Regions from separate parts of the Homo sapiens genome. Here region 1 is linked to region 2. The links are chromatin loops, found by intact Hi-C in ENCODE. Cell type or tissue: IMR-90. All regions are shown on one strand. Each heading gives the region's core, and the rest is flanking DNA. Links, peaks and the distances in the headings are about the cores only.

What was found. A loop is a pair of places that touch in the nucleus more often than their neighbours do. Peaks named below come from ENCODE experiments on the same cell type or tissue, not always from the same donor. Only the 100,000 strongest peaks of a DNase experiment are listed, where the experiment ranks them.
Region 1: a loop joins it to region 2, with 2.6 times the contacts of the local background. A loop is called at or near these places in 2 of 110 quality-filtered maps.

What each region holds. Positions count from the first base shown.
Region 1 is chr6:140,621,321-140,627,807 of GRCh38, forward strand. The region is part of intron 3 of LOC105378027 (a long non-coding RNA gene); the gene reads left to right. All of the region lies in intron 2 of LOC105378026 (a long non-coding RNA gene), which reads right to left. Among named protein-coding and RNA genes, the nearest start is that of MIR4465, 59 kb to the right of the region's middle. In IMR-90, for the core only: no CTCF peak of the experiment used is centred there; a DNase peak (open chromatin) is centred at 2,331; H3K27ac peaks cover 409 bases.
Region 2 is chr6:140,536,036-140,542,522 of GRCh38, forward strand. LOC105378027 (a long non-coding RNA gene) reads left to right here and starts at 2,455. Exons shown (of 8, transcript XR_001744387.3): 1 at 2,455-3,267. In IMR-90, for the core only: a CTCF peak has its summit at 3,089; a DNase peak (open chromatin) is centred at 1,916; H3K27ac peaks cover 2,001 bases.

The sequences.
Region 1 (6,487 bases), core at 1,295-3,794, 85 kb after region 2:
ATATTTATTGCCCTAGTCCAAGTGTCAGCCATTTATCTAAGGATCTCAGTTCTTTTAATTGGTGAATGTTATTAGTAACCAAGATTTGATCACGAGGCATGTTGACAGCTACTGGTGTTGCTTCTCTGCCCTCTCAGTTGACGGAGCAAGAAAATATGTGTGTGTATATTCACATGTACACACATAACTTAAATATTTCTGTTTGTCCTTATTTATACTGAGATAATCTACATTCCTAATGCTTTTTCCAATTCTAATCCAATACCACATGGATCCTTTTAGCCTTCTGCTTGCTTATCTGTAGCCTCCTACACCAACAGTGAGAAATCTGCTTCCAGTCATCTACAATCCATTTATTTATTTGTTCAATTCCATTAAATATATACTATAAGTGTTTGGTAAAACTTTACAGTGAATCACATTTTTTTTTTCTTTTGAAATGGAGTCTCATTCTGTCACCCAGGCTGGAGTGCAGTGGCGTGATCTCGGCCCACTGCAATTTCTGTCTCCCAGGTTCAAGTGATTCTCCTGCCTCAGCCTCCCTAGTAGCTGGAATTACAGGCATGTGCCACCACACCTGGATAATTTTTGTATTTTTGGTAGAGATGGGGTTTCACCATGTTGGCTAGGCTGTCTTGAACTCCTGACCTCAAGTGATCTACCCACCTCGACCTCCCAAAGTGCTGGTATTACAGGTGTGAGCCACCGTGCCCAGCAGCCCTGAGTGTAAGAATATTATGGACAGTGCAACCATAAAAGAATCGGCAGGTCCTTTCTATAAAACATAAAATATCTGAAATATTTGTATTAAAAATATTTTACCTATACAAACTTAATCTTGAAAAGTCTGAGCATCTTTTTGGGTCAACAACTCTTCCCATGCAGCTCTTAATAGTCTTGAGCTATTAAGTAATTGTGGTTTTTGCCATTAAAAGTTATGGCAAAAGCCACAGGTACTTTTGCACCAACATAATAATGAACAAAAATGAGCATACCAAACAAGTCGAATTATTTCTACCACTTTTATTTTTATAATGTAAAATAAAAAATGTTTGATTTTTTGCAGCTTTCTGGAATAGCTCAAAGAGGACTGTAGAGGTAAAATACATCATTAATTTTCATTTATTTATTTATTTATTTGTTGGTTCTGCTCTTGCAAAGGCAAAAGCAAAAGAATATCAGGAGATTTGACTGCAATAATGAAATATGCTCATGGACATCTAGGAAATGATGACTTAGTTACATATTCAATCAAAGTGACAAAGTATTTAAAAATAAACATAAATATGTTAATGCAAGTGAGAAACCTTGGTTTTTAATTTTTTATTTTAAAAATGTTATGTAATAATCAAGTACCTGATAAAGTCACCACAGAACAGAGAAAATTATTCTGGTGAGTTTTGGAATCTCTATGATACCAGCATGTTACACAGAGTATAAAGAATACTTTTCACTAGCCATTGTTAAGATTTATAAGACCAATTTACTATTTTAACAGGGAAAAGACAAAACCTAGATTTGGATGAACACAGTTTCTTGCAATAAATGTTTCATGAGTTTCTCTCTCCAATTTATAACATAATTATCTTGTGAATTAGCCCGTAATTGGAGCAATTTTTCCAAAATTTTAACATATTTCATAGCCTTTTTCAGACTTAAGTATTATAAATCAAGGAAAATGAGAAACTACTTTCCCCTAAATCCTCTACAACTTGCTAAAAGCATTCAAGTTTTGTCCTTCACTGTACTCATTCATATTCTAGATAATTAAGACTTCATTTTGGGTTAAAACTTCTTTTTTTTTCCTTGAAAAAAATTACCTTACATAAACATTTTTAGTATTTTTCCATTACTATTGCTTCATTCTAGAATAGCCTCAATCACTATTAATTGTAAATTTTAATAAAGTAACTTAACTTCTATTTCACAAAGTCTGGAGGGTACAATGCAAATTGTCCTTAAGCATTTTAAGCAGGTTAGAAAAGCTTAAGAATAGATATACAATGACTTTCACCAGCTTCATCCATCCTTTTTATAATTTATTAAAGTGGCAAAACTGCAAGTTTATTAATTTCTCCCAGTTATAGCTCTCTATGGCATGTAAAAGTAAGAAGCAAATATTTATAAACTTCCCACTTTGTCTGCTTTCATAAATACAGTAGTGTCTACTTATCCATAGTTTCAGTTACATGCAGTCAACCACAGTCCAAAAATATTAAGTGGAAAATTTCAGGAATTAACAATTTATAAGTTTTCAGTTTTGCATCATTCAGAGTTGCATGATGAAATCTCACGCCATCTTGCTCTATCCTGCCAGGATGTGAATCATCCCTTTGTCCAGAAAATCCACGTGATAGATATTGCCCACCTGTTAGTCATTTAGGAGCCCTCTTGGTTATCAAATAAAAAAAAACCACATAGTTATATTTAAGGTTTGGTACTATCTGCAGTTTCAGGAATCCACTGAGTGTCTTGGAATGTATCTCCGGTGGATAAGGGGGACTACTACAGTTTAATTGAATGCAATCACACTCATTCATTTTCACATTGTCTATGGATGTTTTGCACCACTATTGCAGAATTAAGTAATTGCATTGAAGACCTTATCACTCGCAAAGCTTTATATATTTACTATCTTGCCCTTTAGAGGAAATGTTTGCCAACTCTTCATTTAAGTATTCAAGGTTTTTACATTTGTTAATTCAATTAGCCAAGGATTTTATGTTGTTACTCATAAATCTTGGAAATTATGTTCAAAAGGGGATGCAGTCTGTTCTGCTCTAACACTTATTCAGGAAACATGGATTTGTTCCAACACATTTGATATAACAGGGAACAATTTGAGCATAACACAAATTTTGCCTTTGCTTATGTATAATTTCTTCTGCAAAAGATACTACCTGAATAAAGAAAAATACTGCACCTAGCTGAACAGAACTGCATACTAATGCAAAGAATACACACATACACACACATCTCAAACATCTACCAGCTACCTCAGTTCACTGTATGTGAGCTGTGAGCCACACATCCCCATCTGGTGTTACAACTTTCCAACACATTTCAGACAACCCTCCCTCTACCAATTCATAATAATCACAAGCTGAAATCTTTTTGATGCCCACTTCCTCAAGCAAAGTTCTGGCCTTTTTCAAGGAAAAAAGTGGCAATTTATTACAATATTTATGCATTTCTTCATAATTTATGATGTGGAAAATAGTGCTGTCCTTTTAAAAGGGTCTTTATTTGTGTGTATATGTATGTGAGATGGACAAAGTTTTAAAGTTTTGTATCCCTAACTCCATTTTTCTCATCAGTCTCTATCTTTTTATAATCTCTTTTTCTCTATTTCTTCTAATTTTTGACAGAATATTTATAGTTGGACAAGTGTTTCACCAAAGAATGTATCTGAAAGGTGTATAAGGACACTCAACATCATTAGTCATCTAGAAAATACAAATAAAAATCACAAGGAAATGTGATTATAAAAACATTTTAAAGGTAAAACTTAAAAAGACCAGAAATGCAAAGTGAGGGCAAGATATGGAGTCACCATAATGCTCATTAATTGAAAAGGAGTATAAAATGATTAAACATTATGGGAATACTGTTTGCATATATCTAGCATATGACTCAACAATTCTTCTAAGAATCTTCTCAAGAGAAATGATTACTTAGGTCCACAAACATACTTGTACAAGAATGTTAATGAAAGACTCTTTCATAGGCTGGGCGCAGTGGCTCAAGCCTGTAATCCCAGCACTTTGGGAGGCCAAGGCAGGCAGATCACAAGGTCAGGAGATCAAGATCATCCTGGCTAACACGGTGAAACCTTGTCTCTACTAAAAATACAAAAAATTAGCCGGGCGTGGTGGCAGGCGCCTGTACTCCCAGCTGCTCTGGAGGCTGAGGCAGGAGAATGGCATGAACCTGGGAGGCGGAGCTTGCAGTGAGCCGAGATCGCGCCACTGTACTCTAGCCTGGGTGACAGAGCAAGACTCCATCTCAAAAAAAAAAAGACTCTTTCATGATAGTCCCAAAATGGAAACAACTCAGTTTTTCTCAAATTGGAGAATATAATAAAACACTATTCAGAAATTAGAAGACAGAATTACTTATGCATACAGTAACATGGAAGAATCTTAAAGATATTTTGTCTTGTTAAAGAAGGGAGATGCAAAAGTGTACATAGTGTATGGCATAATTTCATTCATGCCAAGTTCAAGGTTAGGCAAAACTAACCTATAATATAAGTCAAATAGTGATTATCACTGGAGGGTGAAGAATGTTTTATACTTTGATCTGCGTGGTGGTCAAACAGAGGCATGTAGTAGTCTGATCTCATGCTGCTATTAAATACATACCTAAGGCTGGGTAATTTATGAAGGAAAGAGGTTTAATGGACTTACAATTCCATATAACTTGGGAGGCCTCACAATCGTGGTGGAAGACAAAGAAAGAACAAAAGGACCTCTTACATGGTGGCAGGCAAGAGAGTGTGTGAAGGGACACACTCCTTTATAAAACCATCAGATCTCATGAGACTTATTTACTATCATGAGAACAGTATGGGGAAACTGCCCTTAGGACTCAATTATCTCCATCTGGCCCCACTCTTGACATGTGGGGATTATTACAATTCAAGGTGAGATTTGGGTGAGGACACTGTCAAATCTATCATTCCACCCTGGCCCCTCCCAAATCTCATGTCCTCACATTTCAAAACCAATATTGCCTTCTCAACAGTCTCCCAAAATCTTAAATCACTTCAGCATTAACTCAAAAGTCCACAGTCCAAAGTTTTATCTGAGACAAGGTATGCCCCTTTTACCTATGGGCCTGTAAAATCAAAAGCGAGTTAGTGGCCATGCACAGTGGCTCACACCTGTAATCCCAGCACTTTGGGAGGCCAAGGCAGGCAGATTACTTGAGGTGAGGAGTTCAAGACCTGCCTGGACAAAATGGTGAAACCTTGTCTCTATTGAAAATACAAACATTAGCTGGCATGGTGATGCACACATGTAATCCCTGCTACTTGAGAGGCTGAAGCAGGAGGATTGCTTGAACCTGGGAGTTGGAGGTTGCAGTGAGCGAAGATCACACCACTGCACTTCAGCCTGAGCAACAGAGCGAGACTCCATCTCAAAAAAAAAAAAAAAAGGCAAGTAAGTTACTTCCCAGATACAATGGTGATATGGCCAGAACAAAAGGACTACAGGCCCCAAGCAAGTCTGCAATCCAATGGGAGAGTCATTAAACCTTAAGGTTCCAAAATGATCTCCTTTTAACTCCATGTCTCACAACCAGATCATGCTGATGCAAGAGGTGGGCTCACATGGTCTTGGGTAACTCTGCTCCTGTGGCTTTTCAGGGTACAGCCCCACTCCTGGATGCTTTTAAAGGCTGGCATTGAGTGTCTTTGGCTTTTCCAGGAGCATGTTGGAAGCTGTCAGTGGATCTACCATTCTTGCATCTGGAGGACAGTAGCCCTCTTCTCACAGATCCACTAGACAGTGCCTCAGTGGGGACTCTGTGTGAGGGCTCTGACCCCATATTTCTCTTCTGCTCTGCTCTAGCAGAGGTTCTCCATGAGGGTTATACCCCTGTAGTAGAGTTCTGCCTAGACATCCAGGTATTTTCATACATCTTCTGAAATCTAGGCAGAGGTTTCCAAACGTCATTTCTTGACTTCTGTCCACCCAAAGATCCAACACCACATGGAAGCTGCCAAGGCTTGGGGCTTGTATCTTCTGAAGCAATGGCCTGAGCTGTATCTTGACCCCTTTTAGCCATGGCTGGAATGCAGGGCACTAAGTCCCAAGACTTCAAAAGCAGCAAAGCCCTGGGCCCGGCACATGATAACATTTTTTCCTCCTAGGCCTCCAGGCCTATGAAGAGAGGGGCTGCCATGAAGACCTCTGATATGCCTTGGAGACATCTTCCCTATTGTCTTGGCTCCACATTACTTATGCAAGTTCCTGCAGCCAGCTTAAATTTCTCCTTAGATAATGGGATTTTCTTTTCTATTGCATCAACAGGCTGCAAATTTTCTGAACTTTTGTGCTCTGCTTCCCTTTTAAACATAAGTTCCAATTCCAACCCTACCTTTGTGAATACATAAAACTGAATGCTTGTTTAACAGCACCCAAGTCACTTCTTGAATGCTTTGTTGCTTAGAAATTTCTTCTGCCAGATGCCCTAAATCATCTCTCTCAAGTTCAAAGTTCCACAGATCTCTAGGGCAGGGGAAACATGCTGCCAGTCTCTTTGCTAAAGCATAGCAAGAGTCATCTTTATTCCATTTCTCAACAAGTTTCTCATCTCCATCTGAGATGAGCAGCATTTGGTCAAAGCCATTCAACAAGTCTCTAGGAAGTCCCAAACTTTCCCACATCTTTCTATCTTCTTCTGAGCCCTCCACACTGTTCTAACATCTGCCTGTTACCCAGTTTCAAAGTTGCTTCCACATGTTTAGGTATCTTTACAA
Region 2 (6,487 bases), core at 1,720-4,219:
AATGAGATATTATCTCATCTCCATTAAAATGGCTTATACACAAAGACAGACAATAACAAATGCTGACAAGGATGTAGAGAAAAGGGAACCCTTGTATACTCTTGGTGGGAATGTAAATTATACAACTACTATGGAGAACAGTTTGGTGTTTCCTCAAAAAAACTGAAAATTGAGCTACCATATAATCCAGCAATCCATGTTAAGTGTACACTGAAAAGAAAATAAATCAGTATATCAGAGAAATGTTTGCGCTCCTATGTTTGTTGCAGCGCTGTTTACAATAGCTGAGCTTTGGAAGCTACCTAAGTGTCTGTCAACAGATGAATGGATAAAGAAAATGTTGTACATATACTCAATGAAGTACTAATCAGCCATAAAGAGAATGAGATCCAGTCATGTGCAACAACATGGAGGGAAGTGGAGATTTTTCTGTTAAGTGAAATAAGCCAGGCACAGAAAGACAGACATCATATTCTTACTTAATTGTGTGATCTAAAAATCAAATCAATTGAATTCATGGAAATAGAGAGTAGAACCATGGTTACCAGAGTCTGGGAAGGGTAATGAGGGGTTGGTGGGGAAGATATAAACAGTGAATGGGTACAAAAAAAATAGAAAGAATGAATGAGACCTACTATTTGATAGCACAATAGGGTGACCATAATAATAACTTAACTATATACTTTCAAATAAAGAAGGTAATTGGATTGTTTGTTACTCGAAGGATAAATTCATGAAGGGATGGATACTCCATTCTCCATGATGTGCTTATTTCACATTGCATTCCTCTATCAACACATCTCATGTACCCCATAAATATATACCTACTATGTACCCATAAATGTTTTTAAAAAGTATAAAAAGCAATATTCTAAAAAAATTAAATTATGAATATCTACAAATGTTCTTTCTAGCAAGGTTAAAACAACTATTAAAGATTGTTGCTATTTAAATATATCATAGGAAAAATCAAATTAAAATTAAAAAATAATAAAAACTCACATACTTCAAAGAGCTTAAAAAAGTCTTTTTAATGAATTTGTTATGTGTTTCCACATTAAGTATTAATATGTCATGCTAATATATCACATATATAACTTTTCAAACTTAACAATGGTGCTTATTTGAGGCATTGTGAATAATTGAAGTTATAAAAATATATCACAAATACTTTTGAAGAAATCTGTAGGTCTACTCCAAGCCGATCACATTGTTGTCTCTGTCTGGAAAATCTCATAACTTCAGTAGCAGAGTCTATTTTTGGAGTTGAAAATCAGTTCGGTCACAATACCAGTGGGATGACTGAAGGCTTGGGTAATGGGCTATAAAATCTTTTCCATCTAGGTCACTGATTGATTTGAGACTGTCACCAAGGTAGGTAGAAAAACAGTCACTGCTGCCTCATAAGAACTGTCAAATCATGTGAAATGAGAATATGGTCTCAATTCTGGCAGACATTTTTCCCATCTACCTAACACATGCATGCACGTGAGCACACACACACTTAATGACTTCTTGGGTTGCTTTAGAGCAGAGTAAAATTATTCTGGAATGAATCTTCTGTTCTGTGCAGAATAGAAAATATTTTGCTTAATTTGTCCAAGTGGTGTCATCAGGCAATTTCTATTTCAGAATTAAAGTGATCCACTTTACCAGGGGGACTCTTTCCACTTGAATTTTTATGCCTTTGTAGACTATGGTTAAGTGAAATGAGCTTCTCGGCTCTTTAACTATGTGATCCTCCAGTGCAGTTTATTATTTGGAGGAAGCAACATTTTGTCTGAATGATTCTACCAAATAAAAACGAAAAAGAGTTTAGTTTGATCAGCAAAGAATGTAGAAATTTACTTAAGCAGTAAAGAATGTGGCTGTCTGACTTTGGTATTATGTTACACCTCATGGTTCAGGCATCTTGTTTGCCTTAAATGGTTTCACAAGCAGGAGGGTTGACCCAGAGCAGATTCGCAGTGGCTGCACAGAGCACAGCTAAACAGCAGATTTAATGAGGTCGGAATTTCACACAATGCCTTATTCAAAGAATTCAGGCAGCAGGAGAGAAGTTGTGGTGAATTGCAGTTGCCCATGGCTTTGCATCAAGAAGCAAAACGTTTCTCCACAAATAGTTCATAAAAGTTCAAAAATAGATGCCAATTACATTCAGCTTTAAGATTCAGACATTTGTCAGGGAGGGGGACTTGTGTATTCACATTGTTAGAATTAAGGAAGTACGTTCATGAACCAAAAATACAGAGCTCTATTTACTCGTCTAAAGTCAGGAAGGATCAAAAGGGTTTCCTAATACATTTTGACATGCTGGAAGTTTTTCCTTTGTTTTCCCACTTTATGTTTTTGCAGTACCTACCACCTTATATTGCATTCTTTGCTTGTCTGTCTCCCCTACTTAACTTTAAAGTCCTTGAAGACAGGCATTTGGGGTGCCTTAAATACTTAATGAATAATTGCAGAGTGAATGTTGAACGAAAATGAATGTAACTCATTCACATACTCTATGCTAAATTGAGAAATAAAAAGCTCAGACATTTTCACTCCATCTTATTCCCTTAAGAAACATCAATGTAAGAATTCGACAGACTGCTAATCTCTTTGTGAAGCTAATGACCAGCTTTAATTTTGCAAATTAAATATCCAGTTTCCCTGCCTTTTTCCCCATTGAAAAATAGTCCTATGTTGGTCATTTATATAGCTCATTATTTTGGACCTGGGGATAAAGCTACAGTCAGAAAGCACACAGCCTCAGGTTCTATAATATTGGAATTAGGGGTGAGAACATTTTCCCTTTATGTAAGAACTCTGTGGCTCTGGGCATTTCTACATAATTATTGATCAACCTTGAACCATAGTTTCTCAAAAAGTCATATAAATGGGAGAGGATTGAGGTAGAAGTATGTGATATATAATTTATTATCTAAATTTGGACACTTTTGTCTGGAAAGAAAAAGAAGAAAAGTAAAGAAAAACTGCCAGGATGCTGGGACAAGAGGTGCACCACATCCTGCTGGGGAAAGCAAACCAGAACATCAGGTCATCCTGGGTAGACACAACCTGAGCCAGTGAGCAACACTGCCCCCATTCCAGCTGATTTCTAGTGTAATTTTCCATCATCTGCCTTTTTAAATGTAGAAAGTCTTGATTCAGGCTTGACTGGAAGTATTAAATGTCTACCTCACTTTTGATAGGAAGAAGATGATTTTTCACCTAGTGGAGTCATTGAACAGTGGTCTTCAAATTGGGATTATTTCCAAGAATGTGAGTACAGACAGTTTTAACAGACTTAATTAAAGCTCCTCACTTACCACAATTACTCTTTTTTAGCATGATATTGTTTGTTTTTTGTTTAAACCCCTTAAGCCCCTTTCCTTAATATAATAGCTATTTACAAAAAATAAAAATCACTCATTCATCTCATCAGATATTTCAAATTACTCTTGTTGCCTTCATTAAAATCCCCTAATCCCACTACAGAAATTTGTGTTTTTCCCTGTCTTATACATATTTCTGTTAAGAAAGGAGCAGGGAATAAAAAATGATGTATTTCTGTCCTTGTAGACTGTTCTTAAATCAGATACATGGTAGATTATTGGTGGTAGAATTGATAGCAAATCTGATTTTATGGCCTCCTCTGTGCCAAACTACTGTTTCCAAAGGATGAATTGCTTTTGAAAATGAATTGCTAACTATAGATGTATAGTTAGCCTAGGCGCAGTGGCTCATGCCTGTAATCCCAGCACTTTGGGAGGCCTAGGCAGGCGGATCACTTGAGGCCAGGAGTTCGAGACCATCCTGGCCAACATGGCGAAACCCTGTCTCCACTAAAAAAAATTATCCGGGCATGTGGCATGTGTCTGTGATCCCAGCTACTCAGGAAGCTGAGGTGGGAGAATCACTTGAACCCTGGAGGCAGAGGTTAAAGTGAGCCAAGATCGCACCACTGCACTCTAGCCTGGGCAATGAAGAGAGACTCTGTCTCAATTAAAAAAAAAAAAAAAAAAAAAAAGTATAGTTAGAGTAACGCAATGAGCTGTCAGAAATAATAAACTTTTTAAAATGGCTTTTATTCACATATTTAATGTAAGCAATTTTAAATGTTATTTTCAATTCCTTTTCCTTAAATCCATCATTAGGAGGAAACAAAAGAATCTACAAATTTCCAGCATAACACAGATTACTTACTCTAACTTTTTAAATAGTAACTAGAGTCTATTTAGTACATCAAATTTTTTGAATTATGATGTACAAAAGTTGCAGATGAACAATTATTTATTTTAGGTGCGATATGCCTTTATTTGACATTGTAGATAAGTCTTACTTTGTCAAATGCTACTTGAAGTATTTAATTATAGAAAATCATCTTACCTCATTATAATTATGTGTTGAAATATATTCTACTTCCTATCAACAAATGAAATTTTAATGGTAAATGTTGGATTAATTATTTTATAGTAGCATGTCCCATTCCTTCCTGTAAATATACAATTTTTAAAATCATTATGTCTAATTAAAGTAAGGGGGGTATTCTTATTTAATTTTTTCCAGAAACTGAATGTCAGAGTTGAACACATGCATGAAGATATTTTCTGAAAGATTAATATATTATCATGTGCTTATATTCTTAGTCTATAATTTTTGCTTTTTGCTTCATTAAATTATTCCATATTAAATAATGAGGTATTACATGAAATTTACCCAACTTAAAATTAATTATTTTAAGTTCACATCATTTTAATTTTATTGAACTAATTTTAATAATTTATTTTACTACATATGTTCTAGAAGGCATTTTTGTTTTTTATATTCCTCAAGTGCATATTAACAAGTGCTTTTGATTTGAAAAAAATGAAGTGAAACTTTTTCTCATACAAAGTGTCTGATTTGACTAACCGGGATACTAGTGAGAACAGGAATTAATTCTGAAGTCACAATTTCAGACAAGTCCCTAACAACATCTAAGTCAGGAAACTCTCTGCTTTGACAAAACAAACAGTTTAAAGCACATGAAAAAATAAAAATATTTTATTAGGAAAACTGCATTGTCACAGATGTTACAGTATTTTTGTGTTCCCTAACAATTCTGAGATTATTGGGTTAAGCAAAGTGCCTAACAGTGAAAAGAATAATAGGTTTAATTAGTAGTGACTTGATTAGTCTTGAAAAAGTGGAGGTTTAACTTGGTGAAAGAAGCTATGAAGAAAGTTGCTGTTGCCTATTTCCTTCTAAAGTTGAGCATATATATGCTCTATATCCCAGAATTCTACGCTGAGATATGCACCCAAGAGAAACTCTTAAAACATGGTACCACCAGAGACCTGCATGAGAATATCATAACATCAGACACCTGGAAATAATTTGAACACCCCCTGTGGCAAACTAGATGAATAAACCGTGTGTCATTCTCACGTTGGCATGTTCTATAGTAGGCAAAATAAATGAACTTTAATAATGCACCGTAACATGGATGAAGCTTAGCAACAAACAAACTCCCAGTAAAGCTTTTGTGAACAGCTTTACAGAAATTGAAAGTGAATGACTTAAAAGCCGGGATCACCGAAGACACAAAAGCCTGAGAAATAACTCTGTATACAAGTCGCTGGTTTCAGATTCTAGGTTTTCAATACAAGTGAAACAATAGCTAACTTAATTATGTGTTGAAATACATAATGAAAAATAATATTTGATGATAGAACACATTTTTTACATTTTCCACATTTAAGAATTAGTTTAAAAAACTGGAATAGATTTCAGCTAATGAGAGTTTATTTTGCACTTACTGAACATACAGCAATATGCATTTTAGAATGTATATTACTTGATGGGAAAAAGTTTTCAATACCTGCGATTTTTAGCATAGATGGTATATAAAGAACTGTACATCTTTGTTAAGTAGCACAGCACTTTAAACTGGAATCTGCATAGTTTTCCAAGGTTGAATCTATTATTATCTTTGCAGCTAATTCAGATTAACCTGGAAAATATGATGATATTCATAATCATGTTTACCAGTCACGTGTGTAATATTTTAGAAATGGATTCAGTTTCAAGACATTGATTTTGTACAGATTAGAATGTTTTATTTTGGTACATTTTCAAGTAGTCTAGAAACAGTTCATACATGATGCAGTTCACAATATAAATCGTGTTTTGGAAATATATCCTAAAGAGAAAAATGTAAAGATACATATAAAACCAATACACCCTTCCTGAAACATAGGTATTGAAAACTTTTCCCTAGCAAATAAACATATTTCGTAAACCCAGAGCTCTGTTATTAAGAGCAAAACTATTTTAGGCTATTTAAGAACTATTGGAACTTCAACTACTGGGTCTGTAAGCAAATTAATTTTTCCACTTTTGAGAATTGTTTAAAAATTTTAGTATAGATTTCACTTAATGAGCACTTATTTTGCATTTACTGAATGTAGAGCAATATGCATTTTAGAACAACAAACACATAATTTAGTTTCTCCCTCAT